3 separate regions of the Homo sapiens genome follow, and all the other regions are linked to region 2. Evidence: chromatin loops called from intact Hi-C (ENCODE). Cell type or tissue: heart left ventricle. All regions are shown on one strand. Region 1 overlaps MSI2 (musashi RNA binding protein 2). Region 2 overlaps MSI2 (musashi RNA binding protein 2). Region 3 overlaps MSI2 (musashi RNA binding protein 2).

Region 1 (8,000 bases), 330 kb after region 2:
CATCTTGGCCAGGCTGATCTTGAACTCCTGACCTCGTGACCCACCCGCCTCGGCCTCCCAAAGTGTTGGGATTACAGGCATGAGCCACCGCACCTGGCTGGGTTTTTTTTTTTTTTAATTATTAGTAAAATATGCTTGTGTCCAATGGAGAAGATAAGGCATGAACCTAAATACCATAAAACTCAGAACAAAGTACCTAACGCAATCCCCGGTGCTGAGCAGAAACTTGGTAAATAATTTCTGAACTACTGAAAGTGGCAACTGACTGTACCATAGATATGGTCCACCCCACTCCCGCCATCGCTCCTCCCTGGCTTTGGTGATCACACCTGAGAGCATGTCATAAACTTATCTGTTTGCTCACTGCTTATTTGCCCCACTAGAGCAAAAGTTTGGTGACAGCAGGAACTTTGTCATATTCTCCACACTATCCCCCGAATTTTGCACAGTATCTGGCAAACGGTCGGTGCTTGTTTGGTGAATAAATGAATGAGTGAATGTCTAGCACAACATGCAACAGATGTATGTGCTCCACAAGTTTCTGCTAATTTATTATTGTTGGAAGGGGCTTAACCAAAGAAAAGGTAAGTGCTGTGGAAATCCAAAGAAGTATGACTGTTTCCACAAAGGGGCAGGGACAGCTTCGTGGAAAAGATAATGATGAAGCTGGGCTTTCAAAGAGGGTCTGTTGTGTACAGAGAAGGGAAGGGCAGTGCAGAGAGGGAAATCTGCAAAAGGACAGGTTTCTCAAAGAAGGGTGAGCATTCAGTTTCAAGGCAGCAAAAACTAGAAGAATTGAGAGATAAGGTGGAAAAGACCCTGGTACAGATTTTGAAGGACCTTAATTAAGCACCAAGCTAAGACGTCGAGACTGTGTTCCATGCACATCAGGAAGCACCGAGTATTTCCTGAATCCCTCCAAAAGTGGGTGCACGCATACAGTTGGCAATGAACAAGGATTAACCCAGCTCTTGTTAAATGAACACACTAGATCAAACGGGAAGAGAGAGATGATGAACTACATCTCCCCTGTGTGTTCTCGGGGTTTTCGGCCGAAGATTGTCCGGGTTTAAAAATACAAAATAGGACACAAAGAATGGACGCTGCCCCAAGCGGCACCTGAGATGGTCAGCTGGTTCCTCCGAGACTGCCTTCTCCTCCCTTCCCGGGCAGCAGAGGAGGCTCACCTGTCTGCCAAAAATCATCTGACAAAGAACACAGGAGCTTCATAGTCCTAGGAGACTGACCTCAACAATGAAACGAAAGCATGTGAGGAACGGCAAAATCCAGGGAAAGGACATTTGTAGGACAAGGTGCCCCTCCTCCTTAAGCTGACACCTGCTACTGACTTGGAACATAGGAAGGAGCGGTGCTCACCGACAAGAAAGAAGCTAAGCCACTAATCCTCCCAGGTCCTCGCTGCTGTGGAAAAGGGCTGCAGACACACCACCACATCCTCGCTGGGAACGAGAAAACCCACTGGCAGGCCAGTTCATGGTGGCTGCCGAGATGACAGCTGCAGATCATCCAAGATGGCAAGATGCTAGAATGACCCGACCCACAGCAGCAAGGGAAGGCCAGATGCCGAAAACTCACCCTTCGCCCTTGAGAAGCTGCCAAGAAACCACTCCCCCAGAACAGGAGGTGTGCGTGTACACGCTCGGGCTGCCATTGCACCCATCTGGATGCGTGCTTAGCAGAGAACCTTCCAGGGCCCTGAAGCCACGTCAGAGGACAAGACAGGAACAGGAAAACCTGACTGCTAGCTCAGCCCTGCTACAACCTAAGTGTGGATCTGAAGCAACCAACGTAACTTTACTGGGTAGCAGCTACCTCCACGGTGAAAAAAGCAGGCTGGACTCAGTTCGTTCATTTAGTTACCAAACAGCAGCCACCAACAGTTCCCTGCCCTCAGGGAGCTTACATTCCAATTAAGATTTTCCTTCAGTCATTTCACCATTGTACTTTTTTTTATTCTATTAAAATAATTATCTGGTCGGGCACGGTGGCTCATGCCTGTAATCCCAGCACTTTGGGAGGCCAAGGCAGGTGGATCACCTGAGGTCAGGAGTTCAAGACCAGCCTGGCCAACATGGTGAAACCCCATTTCTACAAAAATACAAAAATTAGCCAGGCATGATGGCAGGTGCCTGTAATCCCAGCTAGTCGGGAGGCTGAGGCGGGAGAATTGCTTGAACCCGGGAGGCGGAGGTTGCAGTGAGCCAAGATCTCACCACTGCACTCCAGCCTGGGCGACAGAGTGAGGCTCCGTCTTAAAAATAATAATAATAAAAATAATAATTCTATAATAATAAGATCAACAGACATTTGCGGAGTGCTGTTTTATGCCAGACTCCCAGTGAAGAATTTTGCATTTATCCTCCAAACAACTAACTGCAGGCAGTGAGTACTATAATTCTCCCTCTTTTACAAAGGAGGAAACTGAGCCTTGGGGAGGCTTAAGTGACTCGCCCCTGGCCACCCCGCTGTGACTGAAGGCAACTAGAAATAGGTTAAAGAAGTGAGATCTCCCTGCATCAACAGATGAGGTTCTGGCCTCTAAAAGTTAAGGAAGGAAATGGCAATTGGGAAAAGATGGGAATGTTTTCTTATACACAAGGATAATTAAGACAGATGGTGAGTACACCCAGACCTCGCTCTTGCTGAAAGATGCTAAAGAGTCTCTTGGTTCCTCCACATAGAAGAAAATAACCCACGAGCTCAAGCAAAACTCTTCCAGACAGCCAACACTCCAGTCCAAAGGGAGCAAAGAACAGGGAGTGATGGATCCCCATCATCCTCATGTCTCCAAAGCCTTCAAATTAAGTCATCTTTTTAGAAGAGCATGACCATTTTAATTTTTAAAAAGATAAGGGGCTGGGGGGGAACTCTTACATATTTTACAAAATGAAATAATCATCCAGAGAAATACGAAGATATAGAATGAACCAGTCTTCTTGCCCTGATCAAAATATACCTCACTAATTAACAGCCTCTAGTCTCCGAAGCGTCTCCCCACTCTACTTCACTTGAGATGTGAACATTTACATCGCAAAGGGGGATACATAAACTGTAGGATTCAAAACCTTCCTTTGGTGACTTATTAAAATTCTGGTCTAAACAGATTTTTATTTATATGATACATTAGAGAATATTATGACAGTACTAATATGAAATCTGTTCTTCACTGCCATGGATTTTCTTTCTTTTTAAGTTACCATTTCTTTCCACTAGTCTTGTTTTAACACCTCCACGGAATATTTCTCTGGCGAGCGTTAGCAAGGAGGGACAGCCAGAAAGCAGAGAAACTCATTTTAACTGAAACACACACTGACATATCATTTACAAGCTCCTCGCCCATCCCACGAGGAGGGGCAGGGTTCCCTCTGCCACTGTGACCTGAACACAAAAACACAGAAGTTTTATTGAAGGGAGATAATCGATAAATAAATCAGGGTCGACTTAAAGTTCTATGCTCCTGGGTTTTGGCCCCCAGCGCTAACTCCAGTCTGAAATCCCGGTGGCCAGGCTCAAATTCTATTGGAAAATAACCGTAGACAGGGAAGACACTTTCTCCCCACCCTGTCCCAATTCCCAACCACCATACAACCTTGGCATTTACTCTGTTGCCTCACTGGGGTTGAGTAACTCCAGAACCATCTGAAAAGATGGCCTGAGGGGTCAGATCAAAAGATACAAGACAGTGTCACACACTGGTATAACATGATGGGGCAAGGCAAATCACCTAGGCCCAGGAACGCAGAACTTCAAAGTACTGGGCCTCTGGCTATGGTTCCCTCAGCACAGCCCGCTGACCTCTCCGAGCCCATCTCCTGTCGCATAGCAGAGGGGCCATCCCCTGAGGTACCCCCACAGCATGGCACAGTGGTGAAGGGCCCAGTTCTACAGCCAGGTTGCCTGGGTATGGCTCCTGGACATCCATCTGTGCCTCCGTTTCCTCATTTACAAAATGAGCTCATACTAGTACTCTCCTCATAGGGCTGCATGAGAATTAAATGGATTAATAAAGTCTCTGCAATAGTGCCTGGCATATAAATTCAACTAGTATCATTATTATTACTCAACCTCTCACAGGATTGATGTGAGGACTTAATAAAAATGGCAGAAAAAAATAGCAGGTTGGCCAGGCACAGTGGCTCACGCCTATAATCCCAGCACTCTGGGGGGCAGAGGTGGGAGGATAGCTTGGCCCAGGAGTTTAAGACCAGCCTGGGCAACACAGTGAGATCCCATCTCAAAAATAAATAAATAAATAAATAAGATAGCAGGTTAACGCTTCTATGGCATTACCATGCAACGTCTTTTTTTTTTCAGTCCCTTTACCTTTATTAATTTACGTAATCTGCAGAAAAACTCTATGAGATGGAAAAACGAAGGTTCAAGGAAGTTAAACGACCTGTTCAAATTCACACAGCTAAGGAGTGGCACCACCAGCATCCGAACCCAGGCTGTCCCACTTGCAAACAACAACCGGAACAATGATGAGAAAACCGACAAGAAAAATAATGACAATGACGAAGACCTTTGTCGCAGACCATGCTCTTTTACTCTACACAAAAACCTTCTGGGAGAGCTATGTCATCACTCCTACTTTACAGATGAGCACACTGAGACTGAGAGAAGGTTAGGGACAACAGCCAAATGCCCCAGGAGATGGAATTCAGATGGAGATAATGAACAGCCAAGTCCTCCGTAAAGTGAAGTATGTCATACACAGTAAGGTGTTATTATTAAATCCCTAGAATTCATGGAAAGATGTTCTCCCCCAAGTGGTTTCATGTTAATTCACCTACAAACATTCCAGATGTGGAGTTGAGGGTTGGGAAAGGAATGCACACTTTGACAAGTTTGAGAAACATTCTGTCTCGTTTTCAAGTTGAATGCATCACTGCAGAGTGTATTAAAGTGAAATATTGCTTTTCTCATTTAAAAACAAAGTTAAGGAAGGGGGACAACAAAGGGGAGAGAAAAACAGGTCAAACCCATGGTTTTACCAAGTAAGGGATTTTTCCAGCTTCCCTCTTGGGTAATCTGATCCAAGCTCTGAGTGATCAAATGACTAACCTGGAAATTTGAAGATTCACACTTATGGAAGAAACAGCAATTCCTCCAAACCCAGGAAATACTGCTAACTCTGGGAAGCCCTCTGAAATGTGAAGGATCACAGACAGTTTGGGAAGTAACTAAAACAATAAGGGCAATTCCAAAGTTTGTGCTAAGTACAAAAATAACCTAATCATTAATTCCTATCATTTGCTTAAGCATTACAAAAAAATGCCTGAAGAAAATATTTCATTGTATTTACTTAAAAAGTTGTGTTTCCATCTTTAAAAAAGGGAGAAGAGAACAAGGAGGGAGGGAGAGAAAGAAGGAGGGAAGGAAGGAATCAATCAATCAAGTGGTATGCCCCAGACCTGAAATTCTCAAAGTACCATCACAATCACCAACTTTTTCTATACTAATGTGCAAAACCATTCCTCTCTTTACACGATTAAAAGGTTCCACTTCTGGGAGACTGTGCATAAAGAAATAAACTGAATTTGCTAAAGCCACAACCTTTTCCGACTTAGAAGCTTCAACTTTTCCCCTTTCCCTAAAAGAATGACAAATCCCGAAGATACATAAAAAGCATTTCTTCCAGTGCTACATAAGGAAGAAAAATAGTAACTAAAAAGTGTAAATGTAACATGTAAGCCATAAGCCCTTCCAATTTAACCTTAGGCTTCAAGCAACTGTGTTCTCATAGCCACACCTGGCAAGCTCAGTGAAAACTATGTTAACGACACACTTCTAAAAAAGTGAAGCCCTATCTCAATTCTTTAAGCAAGTCTTGTAGTGCCACTCCTACAAGGTTACAACATTTTCAGGACTTCTCCACCCAGGCACCAGCACTTGCACAAATAAGAAGCACTGTTGGTTTCAAGTATGCCCTGACTTATCCAACCAACCTAAAACCAAGATATCCACTGCTTGCCCTCCCAGATTTAAGGCTTTATGGGCCTAAGAAGTTGTCTTTTCCAAGAAAGGATCAGCTGTTTAGTCAAACTCTACTCCTCTGCATTAACTCCAAGTTGTAAAGCCTCAAAGAGTACCCTCCGAAAGAGTCACAAGGAAATGTTCGACTTTTCCTGATATGATATTGGAAATGCTTAAAAAACAAATAGAATCCTTGCAAAAAATACTGCAGTCGATGGAAACACGTCCTCCCACTAAGCATCAGACTTGTCCCTGCCCCCAGGTGGATGTTCAGAAGCCACCTTGGGATGGCTAACTTAGAGACGCATGGTTATCTCACAGGACTACTTGCCCAGCCTGTCCTGATACCCCGAAGGAACAGTGAATACCAGGCTTCAACAGTTCATGGCCAATGCTGTTTGAAATTTGAAATTCTTGGCAATCATCTCTGAGTGCTAAAATCCTACTGTTTATTCTCCTACTTACCTTGGGTTGCGCTCGACGAGGAAATGCAACTTTGGGGTCAATCTGGGAAAAAAAATAGAAAAGCAGGAGTCAATAAAGTACTTTAAGGAAAAAATATATGATTAATCACCTAATTATTAATCACTCATTTCTCAGGCTTATAATCCAGCTTTTAGTAACTTCTCAGGCAACTCAAAAGTTTCTTAAACTTTGATCTCAACTTTAACCATCCCTCCAACAGATCAGGTAACTAACATAGCTAGCTAGCCTTTCTGAAATGACCCACCATGCATTTCAGTGTGTGATGCTCTTAATAAACCAGATCTCATGTAATTCTTATTTAGGCAAGGGCTTCTTCTTCCAGACACTGAATATTAAATGGTATCTACATCTAATTTGCTATGCGTGGCTGGGAGAAAAGATGGGAGCATCATTATCATTGGGAAAAAAATCATAACCTGAAAATTAAATGTAAGTATTCTCTAGCAGTAGGTAATTGGATGGTATTTCTTCTCCCTGATGATAACTAAACAACACAGGAGGGAAAGGAGCTTCCAAAAATTTTTTAAATCAACAACATCCAAAAACTCCCCACAGACATCCAACACAGTGCTCTGCTTGAGTTAATTAATTCATTTTAGCAAAAGTAAAGTTACCCAGGATTAACCAAAAAGATCATCTGTTCTGTAGCTATACCTCAAAAGATAAAAAATAATTTTTTGAAGTAAAGAAAATGAAGCATGTGAGCTAAATCCACCTGGATTTTAAAAACAACAGGGAGTAAAAATCTATAAGCAACCTAAACCCAAATTAGAAAAGAAATCCCATCATGGGGAGGGCACCAAAAAAAAAAAAAAGTTACTGAATACAAGAAGTAGTCAGAATCTAGTGCAACAAGTAGGGAATTCCCCTACCCCAACCTCAATCCGAGTGGAAAAACATCCTCCAGTCCAAATCACACACTTGCAAAACGCATGATGCTCAATCAGGGTCTAGCTGTACAGCTCAGAACAGTTCTCCTGGAAGCATGTGAATCTAACAGGCTGATGTGAGGGAGGAAAAAAGTGACTGCACAGATAAAAAGAGGAGGAAAGAAATGTGAAAATATTCCCGTTGTCGGTTTTCATTGAATTTCTAAATGTCACAAATCTTTGGGTAAAAATGTAACACAGATAGTATAAACATGCTACCAGTTATTTATTTCCAGGCTTTGGCTTTCATATTAAAATGTTTTCCTTTTAAAAAGTAAATCTGAGCTTTGTTTTCACTTCTGCCATGAGAAGGAGCAGGGGAGAAAAGAGTAATGCTGTGGAGGAAAGTAGGGAGGTGGGGGTGGGGAGTGGGAAGCACGGAGGATAGTTCATTTGTTCCCTGACTTACATCACCTAGGGTCCCAGCCAGAAAGACATATGAGGATTTCCTGCTGTTATTACGGGGGCTTAAAGACCTAATAAAAGTCTGCATTGCATTCCCTACCTTTAAACATCACCTGAGAAATGAGAGATTACTTTTCAAAAACTAAAATAGACAAAAATCTCTGATCTAGAAAACTACCCTTT
Region 2 (8,000 bases):
TTTGTCAGCATGCAGATTCTGACTCTGTAGGTCTAGGGTGGGTCCTGGGACTCTGCATTCCTAACCAGCTCCTAGGGGCTGCCAAGGCTGCTGGTACATGGACCACACTTTGATTACCAGCATCCAGACCTCTCATTCCAAGACAAGGGACAACCAAAGTAGCTGTACCCATGAGTTACTTAGCAAATTTCTGTAAATCCTATCACCTTAAAGGAGTAAGAAAAAGGACTATTTAAAGCAGGGGTGTAGCCAGGTGTAGTGGCTGATGCCTGTAATCCCAGCACTTTTGGAGGCAGAGGCAAGGGGATCACTTGAGACCAGGAGTTCTAGACCACCTGGCCAACATGGTGAAACACTCTCTCTACTAAAAACACACAAAAAATTAGCTGGGCGTGGTGGCGCATGCCTATAATCCCAGCTACTCGGGAGGCCGAGGCACGAGAATCACTCAGACCTGGGAGGCAGAGGTTGTGGTAAGCCGAGATCGTGCCACTGCACTCCAGCCTGGGTGACAGAATGAGACCCTGTCTCCAAAAACAAAACAAAACAAAACAAACAAAAAACAAAAAACAGAAAGCAGGGGTGTCCAATCTTTTGGCTTCCTTGGGCCACACCGGAAGAACTGTCTTCAGCCGCACATAAAATACACTAACACTAAAGATAGCTGATGAGCTTTAAAAAAAAAAATTAAAAAAAAAATCTCATAATGTTCTAAGAAAGTTTATGAATTTGCATTGGGCTACATTCAAAGCCATCCTGGGCCGCATATGGCCCGTGGGTCATGGGTTGGACAAAGTTGATTTAAAGTAATCCTGCAGTAGTATTGTATGAAGCAAATAAAAACTCTTCTTGATATTCACTCATCATATAAATCCATATTTTTCAAATACTAGGTTTGCCTAAATGGGCAGCAAGGTATAATGAGAAGAACAGAGGGTTCGGAACCAGAATGACACAGGTTCAAATCCCAGCTCTATCCCTTAGAACTGTCCCACCAAGGAAGATCCACTGCTGCTGAGCTCTAGTGAACCCCTCTGTAAAATGAGATGAGGACTCCTGCTCAGGATGTTGTGAGGACAAAAGGAGACAGCACGCACGTAAAGCACAGTCCCAGTGCCTATAAGCACCGATTCCTTTCTGGTGAATCAGGCGTGAGGAAAGGCTCTACCCGAGATGCCCTCGTCCCAGGCACCTTTCAGGCTGTACCCACGCTCTCACCCAATGAGGGTGGTGATGGCTCCCCAACATCATTTCAAGCTCTAGGCTGTACTAGGCCTCTGCGGATGCCTGGAGGTGGCTCTTGTCAATTCTCACCTCCCTTCCTGCTGCTGCCCGGCTCGTCAGGAGGCCGCTTGAAGGCTGGGCTGTGGTGACTCATCAAGCAAGTGTCCCTGCTGCTCAGGGGCTGCTTCAATCAGGGGGACGCCACGGGAGGCATTATTAGCTGCACCCGCACTGGGGCACACAGAGTGGCCAGGGAGGATCCCCTCTCTGGTGGGTCACGAGGCAGCTCTGTGCATGCATTTGTGTGTGTTTATTGATAAAGAGCCACATTTGCATTTTGCTCTGGCTTGGAGAGCTTGTGGGTTTGGCCCTGAGCTTGGGTGGCAGTCAGCTCCTGACCCATGCTCGTCACTTATCTGTGTCTGTGGCAGTGGAGGAAGAGGCATGGAGATCTGGGACCTGTTAAACCCAAGCGTGGTCCTTCTCCCTAGCTGGGAATCTGGCCTGTCTCCTCTGCTCTTCTCCTAGGAGAACATGGAACCACATGGGCCACGACATAGCTGACTGGGAAAGGGTGGTCAGTGATGGAGGGCCTGCAGCCCAGCTACATAACCCTGAAAGCCCCTTTTGGCCTGAAGGGGACACACAGTCTGATGGGTACAGATGTGAGCTCTGGAGTATAGCTTTCTGGGCTCGAATTCTGGGGCTGCCATTTGCTGACCATGTGACCTTGGGCAAACTGCTTAACCTCTCTCTGCCTTGCCTTGCCAATCTGTAAGTGGGGATAATGATTAAAGAGTAAGTGAAAATCAAATGAAATAAGATGCATGATGCATAAAGTGTTTAGTAGAGTATGTAGTTTGTACCACCCAATGTCAGCTATTAGTGGGATCTTTATGTGTGAAAGGGTGTCATGTGGGGTCTTTCTGGGCATCCTCCTGCCTGGAGATAACCTCCTTAAGGCAGGGCCTACATGGAGAATGAAGGAAGGATTCCTGTGATCCCCACTTCCCAAAGACAGCTATCCTGGTCCCCTGTGAGTAGAATGACTCACGCCTTCTCCTGGCCCTTCTGCATGGTAGAGAAGGAACTCCATTTTAAAAAATGCCCAGGAAGAGACTCCCCGACCCAATTAGATGGGCAATGGCTTTAGGAATTATAATGTGCCTCACAGACATGTGGTCCTTCAGTGAATCCTTTATTTAGTCCACAATTATTTATACAGGGTCTCCTAAGTGCCAGGCACATGAGATTGAACCAGAAGACCTAGATTCAAGTACTATGTCTGTGACTAATCTGCAGTAAGACCTTTCCCATCTGTGAATATAAAAAAATCATGGCTCCAGTATGTACCAGGGGGTGCAGCTATCTGCCACTTCCTGCCAAATACCCAGAAAGATTGCGAGGGTTTGAGGAGATGGGTCTGTGGTTTCACAGCACAGTCCTGTTTATGAAACACTCCTATGCACATTCTAACAATCATCCATGTTCTTGTTTGGCAGTCTCTGAGTTTTCAGTTTTTCCAGATATCTCATTTGAATTCTGTCCATAGCCCAGTTTAAACTCATTTCCTTTTCTTTGGGCCTCAGAAGTAGAAACCAGTATCACAAAAACCAAAACAATTCAGGATGCAGGCTTCTCTACCAACACCCTTTAAATTCCACCCTTCTTCAGAGGAGGGGAATTGGCTGGAGAAATCTCTCTCAATGACAACTCGTGGATGATGGCAAGGATAATGGCAAGAGATAACACAGATCAAGCTTGCACCCTGTGCAGACACTGTGCTAAGTAAGCCCTTTGCTCCTGGTATGTCACCCAGTCTCTAACAACCCAATGAGGCAGTATCATTACCAGCCCTGTCTTACTGGAGCTCAGCAAGGCCCAGTGTTCTTCTCCAAAGTCCTCTCCCAGGGCCTCTAAACTCCCCACCTTGGAGCTCATAACTGTTGGGCTGTGCTGGGAACGTGGACCAACACCTCCAAAGCCTGTCATCCGAATCAATCTGCCCCCACTTCTTCCTCTTGTCTACTTCCATCTTTGCTCATTCTCTTGAAGAACAAGTACTAGCCCCAGATTCAAAGGCAAACACAAACCCTTACACTAAAAACCCGGTTACGTGCACCTGACATAGTCACCCTCCACCTGGGTGGGAGAGAAGGCGATAAATATGAAACAGGAAAATGGCTGCAAATCTCTCTGGCTTCAAGCCAGCCCCATGGGTTCTTCTTCTGGGGCAGAAGCTCTACTTCCTGATTGCTGCCCGGGTTATCTGGGGATTCACCCTCCCACCCCCAAGCTCCAACAACTGTCTATATAGTTCCTTTGGCACCAGTAAGCTCAAGACCTATGCTCCTTCGCTCTCTGGATAGCCTGGGACCTATCCCCTGAGCCTCAGTTTCCCAGGATAAAGCCTTTCCCCATCTGTGTCTCGGGTTTGTTTCAAAGCCTGTCAACAGGGAAGGGCTACACATATGCATTCAAGGTGACAAATGGAGCAATGTCCTTCCGGTCTACATCTGGCCTTTCCTGATGAACCCTTAAGGCTTGGCAAGACAGGAATGGCATCTGCCAGTACTCTCTTCTATTCCCCACTGCCCAGCAGCCTTAGTGGAGCCTGTCAATGGCGTGCTCTGGCTAGGATAAACAAGGCATCTGGGCAGTGGATGCAAGTTTCATTTAAGTCCTCTCTCTCTCTTTTTAAAAATAGCTAGTACTGGTCGGGCACAGTGGCTCATGCCTGTAATCCCAGCACTTTGGGAGGCCGAGGCAGGTGGATCACTTGACGTCAGGAGTTTGAGATCAGCCTGGCCAACATGGTGAAACCCCGTCTCTACTAAAAATACAAAAATTAGCTGGGTGTGCTGGCACATGCCTGTAGTCCCAGCTACTTGGGAGGCTGAGGCAGGAGAATTGCTTGAGCCCGGGAGGCGGAGGTTGCAGTGAGCCGAGATCGTGCCACTGCATTCCAGCCAGGGCAACAAAGCAAGACTCTGTCTCAATTAAAAAAAAAAAATAGCAAGTAGTAACCTACCAAGAGAAAAGTACCAACTGTAAACTTGCACGGACATCTGGGGAGCTGAGAAAGCCTATGAGGGGACCTGTGTTATTCTGTCACACTTATCTCCCTCCTACCATTTTAATGTCTGAGTTGATGCCTCCAACATACAGTACGCAAAAAAAGAGTATTTTCATTTCAGATGCATATGATGGCAAGGAACAATACGAACAATATTATTTTAGTGCCCTGGGAAAAAATTAGCAAGTCAAATATTGAATCAGGCCTGTAGCGCCACATGCTAAGCAGATTGCTTTGATCTTATCCACACTAAAAGCTCTATTATTGAATTTAAAGTTGGTGAACACATATCAGACCAATATACAATGCATGTCTGAACGCATGTTTTAGAAGCAAGAAATGTTTTGACAAAAGGAAGAAAATATTAAAGTTACAGCTGCAATTGAAACACAGATTTGCCCTCCCTCTTCTCTTGAGGCTGGAGGCTCTCGTGGCCAACCAAAATGTTTTTGCTCCAAAGGACTGGTTCCAGAAACACCTGCTGAGCTTCTATTTTTCTGGAACCAACAAAGAAGGGAATTCTCACCCTCCTACTCAATCCGAAGAAAGGAGTTTGTGAGTGTGCAAATGCTATGCATGATATGGCACCCTCTGGTGGCCACTGATCTGGGAGGCCTACACGACTTCCCAAACTTCCAGTAATCCAACCTCCCTTCCTCTTGAGGCTGCTGTGGCAGAAAAAGGAACTTTAAAGAGCCAAAGAGAGGGAAGGAAGCAGCTGATCAAGAGGGCAGAAATTAATTGATGGCAAGGGAGGGAATGTTAATTTTCCAGCAGGACCCAAAGAGAAAAATAGTTTGGTGCAGTAAACTTCCTATCTAGGATATACCTCTCAAAAGCTGCACAGCAAAAGAATATCCTAAGCCAGGTGCCAGCAAGTTACGACTCATAGGTCAAATCCCGCCCTTCTGCCTGTTTATGTAAAGTCCAAGAATTGAGAACGGCTTTTACATTTTATTTTATTTTTATTTTTTTTGAGACAGGGTTTCACTTTGTTGCCCAGGCTGGAGTACAGTGGTGTGATCATGGCTCACTGCAGCCTCAACCTCCTGGGGTCAGGTGATCCTCTCACCTCGAGTAGGTGGGGTACAGGTGCACTGCACCCAGCTAATTTTTTTTTTTTTTTTTTTTTTTTAAGAGATGAGGTCTGGCTATGTTTCCCAGGCTCGTCTCGAACTCCTGGCCTCAAGTGATTTTCCTGCCTTGGCCTTCTAAAGTGCAGAGGTTATAGGCGTGAGCCATCATGCTTGGCCTGGTTTTTACATTTTAAGTGGTTAAAAAATTAATATTTTGTGATCTGTGAAAATTACATAAGGTTCAAATTTTGGTGTCCATAAACAAAGCTTTATTGAAACACAGCCCCACTGCTTTATGTATGCATTGCCTATGGACGCTACCCAGCAGAACTGGGTAGCTGCAGTCAGCTTTATGGCCTGCAAAGATGAAAATATTCACGACTTGGCCCTTTACAGAGTTTGTCCACCTCAGTATGAAACAACTGCTACTGTTCACAGGCCTGGACCCCGAGCATCTAGCCCCCTCCCCACCCCTGCCCACTCCAGCCTGATGATGGGCTGGACCAGTCTGCAAGACTGGGTGTGTACGTAGAGAAAGGGGGCATTCCATTTCAGCGCAACCCCTACACACTTACCATTTTATTATTGATTTCATGGAAATGAATCTCACAGACTTTCTCCACAACATCTTCATTCTCAAAAGTGACAAAGCCAAACCCTAAAGGAAAAGAGAGAGAAGAAAAAACAAAGAGAGGCGGGGTGAGTTCAGTTCTGGCAGGCCCAGGTTTTTCTCTGACGTCCTGAGGTCTTGACAGCCTCCTGGTCTGGGGGTAGGTAGGCGGATCCTTGGGAGGACCTTGAGGTTGGAGGCAATGATTTCTAATTTGTACTGAGCACCCTTCCGACAGCGAGGAAAAGTTAATGATTTCACCCACATGCAGCGGGCACTGTGTGGTTTACATTTGCCCCGAAGCAAACAAGAAATTTACTTGTCTGTTATTTACAAGGGTCAGAGCCCCGCGGCTCTGTGCACGGCAGCAGGCGGGTGGGCTAACCAGAGCCTCGTGGATCACTGCGGGGCCACGCTTGCCCTTTCCGCGAGCAGCCCTGGCCAGCCCTCGGGTCGGCCTCCAGACGGAGGTGGTTATTTGTCCTTTTCTTCCTGAATTACTTCCTCTAATACCTCATCAGGACATCCTGAGGCCTGGAAGAAACTATTAAAAGTTTCAGGCCTCTGTTCCGCGCAGGCATCCTTTTTATACTGCTGCTTCAAAAGCGCTCTGGATTTGGGGCAGTTTAAGACTGTTTGATGCCTGCTGTCAGCCCGTCAGCTATCCACTGTATGTACTCTGCTGGAGACCGGCTTTGCTAGACAAGCTGCACTGAAGAATTTTGGCAGGCGACTGCTGCTCAGTATCCTCAGTTCCTCTCCTACCCTCCTGCCCCTTTCTTTCTTCTCCTCCCGCCTCCGACAGCGTTTCCAGCATGTGGCCCCATCTGTGACCCCACTCAGTAAGTGCTGCTTTACCACATGGCCCCATGCAGGGTTGCACCCTCCTTGGATGGGATGCAGCTGCCACATGGTAGCGTTAACATGGCGAGGGAGCACAGGCCATGGGGGCAGACACACTGATGGGGAGACTGAGACCTGGCTTCCACTTCTCACTGTGCATCTACTTTATGTTTAATCTGGGGGAGCCCCTTGCCCTCTCTGAGCCTCAACTTTTGCATCTGCAAATGAAGGTGGTAGAACTGGACCCTGGGTTTCACACCTCCTGTCACAGCCCAAATCAGGATTCACAAGGCTGTCTGCTGCCATCTGAATGTTTGTGGCTGCCCCTTGCTGCCCCCCGACCCCCCACCCAGATTCATGTTGAAATCCAAACTCCCAATGTGATGGTATTAAGAGTTCAGGCCTCTGGGAGGTGATGAGTTCGTGAGGATGGGGCCCTCATAAATGGAATTAGTGCCCTTACAGAAAGACATTAGAAAGCTTGTTTTTTCTCTCTACCATGCGAGGATGCAACAGGAAGGCAGCTGTCTGTACACAGGAAGGGGGGCCCTCCCAGAAATGACCATGCTGGCACCCTGCTCTTAACTGCCAGCTTCCAGAACTGTGAGAAATAAACCGTTTTTCTTAGACCATGGTACTTCATTATAGCCGCCCCAGCTAAGACACTCTTCTCCCCAAAGGTATGAACCTGGCTGAACACTAAGCCAGACACACCAAGCAGGAAGACAAAAACTGAATGGCCAGACACACCAAGCAGGAAGACAAAAACTGAATGGCTGTTCTATCACAATTATATTATGATAATTGTGTTTCCAGTCAATGAGCAAAATACAGATGCTTCCTTTTCAAACTCTGTGTCTATTTTGGGTCCCTGCAACACAAGACGGAGAGGGAATTTCTCAGGTCCCTTCTGACTCTCATGCATCCAACTCTAACATCACCATCTTCCAAGGAACACCAGGAAACAGGGAGCTGATATGTGGAGCTCCTTTAGCATAGCTCCTGCAGGGACTAGCAGATTCTTCGGTATGAGAATAAAAAAGGCTACTATCTGCTCTCAAACCATTTCCAGTAAAACAGAGGGCTAGGACCACGAAACACAGCAATCGTGATCTTTATCATGTCATTTGCTACCACCACCCGCCAAATACTGGGCCAGTGCTCCCAGCAT
Region 3 (8,000 bases), 160 kb after region 2:
AGGTGCCCGCCGCCACGCCCGACTAATTTTTGTATTTTTAGTACAGACGGGGGTTTCACCATGTTGGTCAGGCTGCTCTCGAACTCCTGACCTCATGATCCACCTGCCTCGGCCTCCCAAAGTGCTGGGATTATAGGCGTGAGCTACTGTGCCTGGCCCGTGCTGTGTTCTTGCCTGTAAACTAGAGCAGATAATAGAATCTGCCTCCTAAGGCTGCTGACGGTGCACTGTAGACGCTGTGTGAGCAGTGGCTGTCATTATCAGACAAAGGATGCCTAGCCATGTGCAGGAATTCTGCAGGGTCACTCAGGCCTTGGTAATCTTGACCCTAAAAGGCCTCTCGAGTCCTTTCTAAAAAAGGGTTTGGGGTGAGGGGAATGGGGCAGAAGTCAGCAAGCACTTAGGTTCTCCCGTTTCTTGTCTTCTTCCCTGGCTCTGCCCCCATCCACCCCAAACCAAAGATGATGACCGGATGTCAGCTGCAATTCCTGAGAATCCGTTAGGGCATCTGACACAGACACCACTGGACTCAGGAGGAGAGAGGCATCTGCCCAGTTTTTGGTAAGGAAGAAAGCAAAGTGGCATCTGCTGAGGTTTACTGTCCCAGGCACGTTGCCCTGGGTGCTCACCCTGTCCTCAAAAGCCCCTAAGGTAGGGACAATGATGATCCCCTTTTGTCTCTGGAGGAACTGAGGTACAGAGAGGTGAAAAGCTTTGCCCAAGGACACAGCTAGTGAGTGACACGGTTCAGGCTGACCCCCTGACAAGCCTGTCTCACACGGGCAGAGCAAACACATTCAGGGGGCAGGGAGGAGATGGGGTTTTACGTGTCAGCTCAGCCCCTAACTTGCTCTTCGACCTGAGAGACCCCTCCTAGGCACCCAGTGCTCCCCTCTGCAGATGGGAGTTGGTTCTTCCAACCGTGTTCTATGGATCTGTGAGTCACCAAGTTCTAGGGCTTTCCCACTCAAGCAGCCTCTCTCAGCCCCTTTTCCAGGCCTTTCTTTGGTGGTTGGGGTACAGATTGGGCAGCCGAGGAGAGGCAGTTCCTGCCGGTGCCACGTGTGCCCGGCACAGCTGCCAGGAAGTCCTATTAGTCAGCACCAACAGCTGCTGCCACAAACACGCGGCACAAACGGAGGAGACGCGCCCAAGACTCTGCTGAACCTTGGGGGTGGTTGGAGAACGAGAAGAGCCAAGGAAAAGCAGGAGTCCAGACCTTCCAGAGGGCTCCACACATGGCCCCCCACTCCCTTTACCCAAGGCCGAAGCCACAAAGTCACCTGAAGCCAAAAGGCCCCACTCAGCCCCAGCCAGCCGGCTTGGCTGGATTTTGTTGTCCTAAGTGGGCCTTCAGCTGCAGACAGGCACAGACATCAGCCAGGCAGACAGGCCGCAAACGGTAGCTGTCCCCAGAGCCCTGAAGCCCCCAGCCATCAGGTTTCCTGTTTCCTCAGAGCAGGGAAGGTGCTGGCAGGTGGGAAGTAACCCCTAACCCCTTCAAGGTGGGTTTGTAAGTATAGGGTCTCTCCCATTAGCGCTTTTCTTCATCCCTTCAAACTTTAATAAGGATGATTTTTGTAAGCATTCTCAGGCTCTCCTGTTTCAAGGAGCATTAAATTTCCAGCACTGTCTGCCAGAGGTATCCCAGGCCCCCAGCGTGCCGGCAGGAGATGCCATTCTACACACCTGTCAGGAAGAAAGGAAGAGTAAGATGGCCCCAGGCCAGCACCGCCTCCCTCGCTCCCACCCCTCTGTTCTCTGGGCATTCCAGGGTCTCGTCAGCAACCCCTCTTGATTTTCATCCAGTCTCATCTTGGGCAACAGAACCTGGGGTTGTGGGTTTTTTCCCAGAAGAAGAAACACACGAGGAGAGGCCAGTGGAGAACAAAACACCCATTTCTTCCGGGAGAAGGGGAGGGGAGATGGCTAACTGCTGGTCAGGCTGTACAAAACCCTATAGAATCCCACAAACCTCGTGCTGTTTAAGAAAAATAAACGCCCACACAAAAACCTCTCCAAGTTCTGAATCTTACAGCAACTCCCCTTTACAAAAGTGAGGTTGTTTATGCTTAAAAACCAAGAAGGCAAATGTCTCTAGAAGGTTTATAAAAATCAGCTGTGTTGGCCAGGCGCAGTGGCTCACGCCTGTAATCCCAGCACTTTGGGAGGCTGAGGCGGGCAGATCACAAGGTCAAGAGATAGAGACCATCCTGGCCAACACGGTGAAACCCCGTCTCAACTAAAAATACAAAAATTAGCCGGGCGTGGTGGCACGCGCCTGTAGTCCCAGCTACTTGGGAGGCTGAGGCAGGAGAATCGCTTGAACCCGGGAGGTGGAGGACCCAGTGAGCCGAGATCGCACCACTGCACTCCAGCCTGGAGACAGAGCAAGACTCTGTCTCAAAAAAAAAAAAAATCAGCTGTGTTGATGTACAGGACCATGAACCCACGCGGAGGCCAGTTTAAATGTACAGCCAAGCAAGGGAGGTCTCCAGGGTGAAGGGAAGAATGCCTCCCTGAGATCCCTTCACCCTTCTGTCCTCCCCATGAAGCTACAATTATGAAATAAATAGTGAAATAATAATGAAAGAAACCCCTGCAGGCATCATCTTTGCCTAAAACAATGACTACTATTGCTACACACCTACTGTGTGCCAGGCAACATGCTTTAAGTACTTCCCATATGGCAATTAATCTACATAATGTCCCTTATGAGGCTGAAATTACATGCATAAGTTTAAATAACAACGAAAAGGAAGAAAGAAAGCACAGAATCAGGCTGAGAGAAAAGGGAAAAGAAAGGGACCCTGGTGAGAGATGCCTTCTGTGCTGGACCTCACAGAGGGACTTTGTCTTATAGGGTCCTGTCTTCCTAAAACAAAGTCTCCAAGAAGTTCAGAGATTTACAACATTATTGAGTCCTGAAGCTGCGATTCAAAACCCAGTTCCAGCTGAGTGCAGAGGTCTGTCTATATGCCAATGATACTTTCATACTTCTTGAAAAAAAATCTACCTCCCAGCAGTGAAAACCAGCCAGCCCAGCTGGTTGCAGGGTGGTGAGGTGACAGAGCAGGCAGTGTGTAGGGCATGGGGACACCTCCCAAGGGATTTAGGAGAGGCAAGAGGGGTGGACCAGAGTTCATACAAGCTATTCAAGAGCCTCAGGGCAGCAATTTAGCACCAAATGCATGAAAAAGAGTCAGCCCTGGGCCTTGGAGGGAGTGGAACCTCTCCCTCTCCTTGGTCAGCCATCTTGTCCTCATGAGTCACCAGGCCCAGGCAAGGGTGTGGGTGGTTCTGCAAACCCGTCCCCGTCAATGGAAACAGAATACAAAGACTTCATCCTCACATTAGTGGGTTACCAGCGTCACTGCCTCCTACAAAGCGCTGCCTGAAAACATCCGTCTCCAGCACGACCAGGTCCCTGCAGCCCTGGGAGAGCGGCAGGGGGCAGTGTTGACAGGAGCAAGCTGGCCAGAGCTACAGCTCCCACCCGGGATGGCCCCTGACCCGAGGCCTCCTCTGAGCCCAAGGGAACCCCTCTGGCCTAGTTTCCTCAGGAGTAAAAAGAGATAGTCCAGGTCTACTCCCTCAAACGTTTCTGTGGCTTAAAATACCAGAAACACCAACATCCCAGGCATAAATAAGGGTACCTGTGGCCTCTTGGCGGACCAGAGGACCAGGGCAAAACCTGCTTCCCCACCTCCTCAGTCCTTACCCTGCACGCCAGGAAATCACATCCACACCCATGCACAGGGGCACATAAATGAACAAACCCACGCTCAGACTCAGTACACAGAGTATGTGAGCCTGCACAGACTGCCATTCATTCAAGTCCCATGGCAGCCTGCCAAATTATAAATAGCCCAGCTCGTTTTTAAGATGACCAGCGTTCAGCAAAGCCCTCTGGCCTTCAGCAGTATATGAGCCTCCTCTTAACCTCTTTTAGCTAGATGCTCAACAAGGAATCCAGTCTGACCCAGCCACGCTACACACACACACACACACACACACACACACACACACACACACACACACACACACGGATAACAAACCCCAGGTAAGACTGTCTGATAAACAGCATCTGACTGATGCTAAGCCCACAGATACGGGGTCCAAAAGGGTATCCAAGTCACAAGAATGACAAACACAAAGCTATTTCAAAGGGAATGAGGGGCACGGCTTCCTGTGCCCCAGCAAGCTCTCAGCAGGCAGACCCAGCTGGCCACCCAGTTCACTTCTCAGACCTCTATTAGAGCACAGGGCACCCATCGCTGCCTCCTCAGCTCACAGTTCAGAACAAGCCCTGCCTCCCCACCCTTTCAAGCACAGTTCAAACTGCCTTGCATGGCTTCTAGGTCAAAACACCACAAGTGACTGGTGGTTTGAAATAAACAGCTAACTCTGGGGAGACCAAACAGTGGAGATAGATCACTCAGCCTCACCCTAAGCTATAATCAAAGAGATAACCATTGGTATTGAATCTTAGCTAGAACAGACCCCCCCTCTTATCCCACCCCAAGCATCACAGACAGAAGTTTCCAATGAGGAATTTCTCAATTCTCTTCATTGTTTCAATTTTCCCCTCTGGCCCTCACACACTATCCCAAGACTTCGGGCCATCCGCTAAGAATCCTGGAAATGTATTCACTTATCAGATTCTTAGGAAATAGTCCAAAGTCTGAGCCTTCTACTATGCTGTGAGCTCCTTCTCTACTAAAAATACAAAAAATTAGTTGGGCAAGGTGGCGCACGCCTGTAATCCCAGCTACTCAGGAGGCTGAGGCAGGAGAATCACTTGAACCCGGGAGGCAGAGGTTGCAGTGAGCCAAGATCGTGCCACTGCACTCCAGCCTGAGCGACAGAGCGAGAGATGCCACCAAAAAAAAAAAAAAAAAGACAAAGCCTATCTCCCCAGTGCCTGGCACAGGACCTGCAATGCCATCCTCCATCTAATGAATGAAAGTCACCTCAAGGGAGGTCCCTGTGGGATGTTGATGAAGGCTTGGGTTGACCCAACTCTCTGCCCGCAAATATCTAATCTCTACCAACAGCCAAGGAAGTGCTTTCTGCAGAGTCCTCCTCGTCCTCTAAATCAGGTGAGGCCATAGTTTGACTACGACATGCCACAACCAGGTTGAGTGCAAATCCTCATCCAGACCTACAAATACCTCTCAGCCTCCAACCTGTAAAATCCCATGAATCACATAGGCTTGATCTGAGCAATCAAAAACTGCCAGAAGCCAAGCCTTCCCCAGCATCAACCAGAGGGACGGAGAAATGTGCCTTAAATCATGCCTCGGGAAACAGAAACCTAATGAAAGTGTCCCCTACTGCAACAAGTCCTGAGCAACTCAACTCAACAGACATACAACAAAATTCCTAGGCCGGGCATGGTGGCTTATGCCTCTGCGGATCACCTGAGGTCAGGAGTTTGAGACCAGCCTGGCCAACATGGTGAAACTCCATTTCTACTAAAAATGCAAAACAAATAGCCGGGCGTGGTGGCAGGTGCCTGTAATCCTAGCTACTTGGGAGGCTGAGGCAGGACAATTGCTTGAATCCAGGAGGCGGGGGTTGCAGTGAGCAACCTGCGCCATTGCACTCCAGCCTGGGCAACAAGAATGAAACAAACGCAGTCTCAAAAAAAAAAAAAATTCCTATGGGAGACCTGCAACCCTCAGGCCCTAGGCTCCGGTCAGACTGGGATTGCCATGGGTCTGCTCTGCTCCTCCGACTAAATCCCTCATCTTGACCCACTTCCATTTTCCCCCTCCTAAAATACTGTATTTTTAAAAATTCCTTAGAGGGAGTGTTTTATTTTCTTAACTGAACTGTGGCTTTCAAAACAGGCCTGACCTTCCTGCTTGCCACCCCTCCTTGTCACGGAGCCACAGAAATTAAATTGATTTTCCCTATCAGTGCTCTGCATCTCAGTGATCATGCCCAGCCTCCAGAAAGTCTGCTTTCTGCTCCATCTCATGAACAGAAGCCCTGCTGCTAAATCTAACCCCACTGGCTCAGGAAGGAGGGGATGGAGGAAGAAGGGGTAACTGAAGGGCACAGGTAACAATTTATGGCCCCCTTGGCACTGTGGTCTTATCTCTGCGGCCAGCCCCTTCTGAGAAATGGTACCCGTTACTGAACTCCCCCTGGGGGGAGGCTATTCCTCGGGGCCTGACTGTTTGCAACAGGTGGCCCAGTCAGGGAGAGGAAAGCTTGCTGTGGGGACCCCATCCTGCCTTCCGCACACCCTACTCCTCTGGGCACGTCCCCAGCCAGGCACCCCAGCTCGGGCTAAACCACCTGCCCCACCCCACCTCTACTGGTGCACTGTCTCCCAGGCGCTGGGAGGTGGAGGCTGCTGCAAAGAAGGCCAAACATGTTCAGAAGGGGCCCTCCATAACCACCCAATCCAAATAAGGTCCCCTTCTCTCTTGTAGGACACACTGTGCTTTCTTTTCACAGCACCTGTGGCACTTTGTAATTACACGGGTGCATGTGCACGGCTTTCTGCGTGCGTCTCTAATGTTGGTCAGTCACACCACATTAGGCCCCATGAAGGTGAGACCATTGTTGCCTTCTTCTCCATGGTATTAAGCACTTCATATTTATTGATTAAGTTAAGTAGAAAAAAGATGCACTTTATCACAGGCTACTAGAAGCAGGATACTAACTTATTTTGGGTTAGGCCTCTTTGGGAATTGTTTGGTCCACACAGAATGCAGGGCATAGAATACATGAACTTGTAGGGTTCTCTGTTTACCTTTTCTCATCCCTCTCCTTATTTTTGTCTTGTTAACAAGCCACCAAAAATGCATCCCTGTCCCATACGGAAGAAAAGAGAGCCAAGGACAAAAGTTTGAAGAAAAGTTCATTGCAGTGAACATTGGAATTCTACCTGGCAACCCGCTGAAAACATTCTTTCCCTCCTCTCCCCAGTCCCTCCAGGCATGTCCCCAATAATTCAACCCCCAATCCATCCTATTGCCAACCATCATCCCCAGGAATGACAGTCCCACTGTCAAGTCCCTCCTTCAATTGGAATTCGAGTTCTGACCTGACCCAAGTTCATTATTGGCATCAAAGAGCTCTGGCTCATTGAGTCATCTTTCTGATGATCTGGGAGCAAAAGCCAAGAGACTTCATTTCTTTATTTCCACTTCATTTTGTTCCAAAGGGATTGGAGGTGTCTTACAAAAATAGCTACAACACGATAAAAATAGACGAAGAAATGAGTTAGGATGGGGAATAAAATAAATCCAAAAGTAAGGTTACTGCCCAAAAATATGCATCACGATTGATAAAGGCAATCCCAAGAAATGAGACACCAAAAATGTTCTTCCTGAAATTCCCTCCTCATCAGGAAGATGGAAAATATTTCTGCTGATATTCAACAGACACTTGACCTACCATCCAAGTCTCGGCTCAACCTTGGGGATTCATCAACAATGCACACACCAGGCTCCAGGCTGTAAGTGTCTCTGATGTCCTTGAATCCAATGTCAAGTACTTCTCAGCTGGGAGAGGTGAGTTGCTGGAGTCAACCCAGGAGAAGGGACAGGAAGGGTGGGGAAAATGTTTTCTCTAAAACCAGAGTACTGTCAGTACTCATCTCTGCTTGCAGAATAACCCTGTCTGACCTTGGGCAGAACTAGATGCTCTCCTCAGTCCCTCCAATTCTAAAACTTTTATGATATTAATGATTAACCGCTGTCATATTCAAGGGAGTGGTTTCATTGGAATGCCCACAGCAAGCGGCATCTTTCACTTCCACCCAAGTCTCCAATTCTGCCTGCTCTCACCCCCCTGCCTCCTCGGCGAGCATGGGCTGCCCAGACCCAGGGGCTCCTCTGCCCCAGGCTCTTGAACCTCTCAACTTTCATTTCCCATGCCTTCTAACACTCAGCTTAGCAAAGCAAGGCCCACGCTGGATCTCTCTCCCCACATCCACCCAGCAGAGCATCAGTTTTCTTTAGTCCATACTTTTTGGAGAA

The links. A loop is a pair of places that touch in the nucleus more often than their neighbours do. Peaks named below come from ENCODE experiments on the same cell type or tissue, not always from the same donor. Only the 100,000 strongest peaks of a DNase experiment are listed, where the experiment ranks them.
Region 1: a loop joins it to region 2, with 2.1 times the contacts of the local background. A loop is called at or near these places in 17 of 110 quality-filtered maps.
Region 3: a loop joins it to region 2, with 2.2 times the contacts of the local background. A loop is called at or near these places in 9 of 110 quality-filtered maps.

The regions. Positions count from the first base shown.
Region 1 is chr17:57,260,655-57,268,654 of GRCh38, reverse strand. MSI2 (musashi RNA binding protein 2) reads right to left here. Exons shown (of 14, transcript NM_138962.4): 5 at 6,463-6,504. Among named protein-coding and RNA genes, the nearest start is that of MSI2, 8.1 kb to the right of the region's middle. In heart left ventricle, no CTCF peak of the experiment used is centred here; no DNase peak of the experiment used is centred here.
Region 2 is chr17:57,594,902-57,602,901 of GRCh38, reverse strand. It overlaps MSI2 (musashi RNA binding protein 2), which reads right to left. Exons shown (of 14, transcript NM_138962.4): 8 at 5,952-6,034. It overlaps MSI2-AS1 (MSI2 antisense RNA 1), which reads left to right. Exons shown (of 3, transcript NR_110807.1): 3 at 894-2,038. Among named protein-coding and RNA genes, the nearest start is that of MSI2-AS1, 9.5 kb to the left of the region's middle. In heart left ventricle, a CTCF peak has its summit at 4,898 (motif pointing left); DNase peaks (open chromatin) are centred at 1,426 and 4,892; H3K27ac peaks cover 2,885 bases.
Region 3 is chr17:57,436,461-57,444,460 of GRCh38, reverse strand. The region is part of intron 6 of MSI2 (musashi RNA binding protein 2); the gene reads right to left. Among named protein-coding and RNA genes, the nearest start is that of MSI2-AS1, 170 kb to the left of the region's middle. RefSeq lists silencers at 141-210, 3,673-3,732 and an enhancer at 3,203-3,262. In heart left ventricle, a CTCF peak has its summit at 3,442 (motif pointing right); DNase peaks (open chromatin) are centred at 1,100 and 3,410; H3K27ac peaks cover 1,609 bases.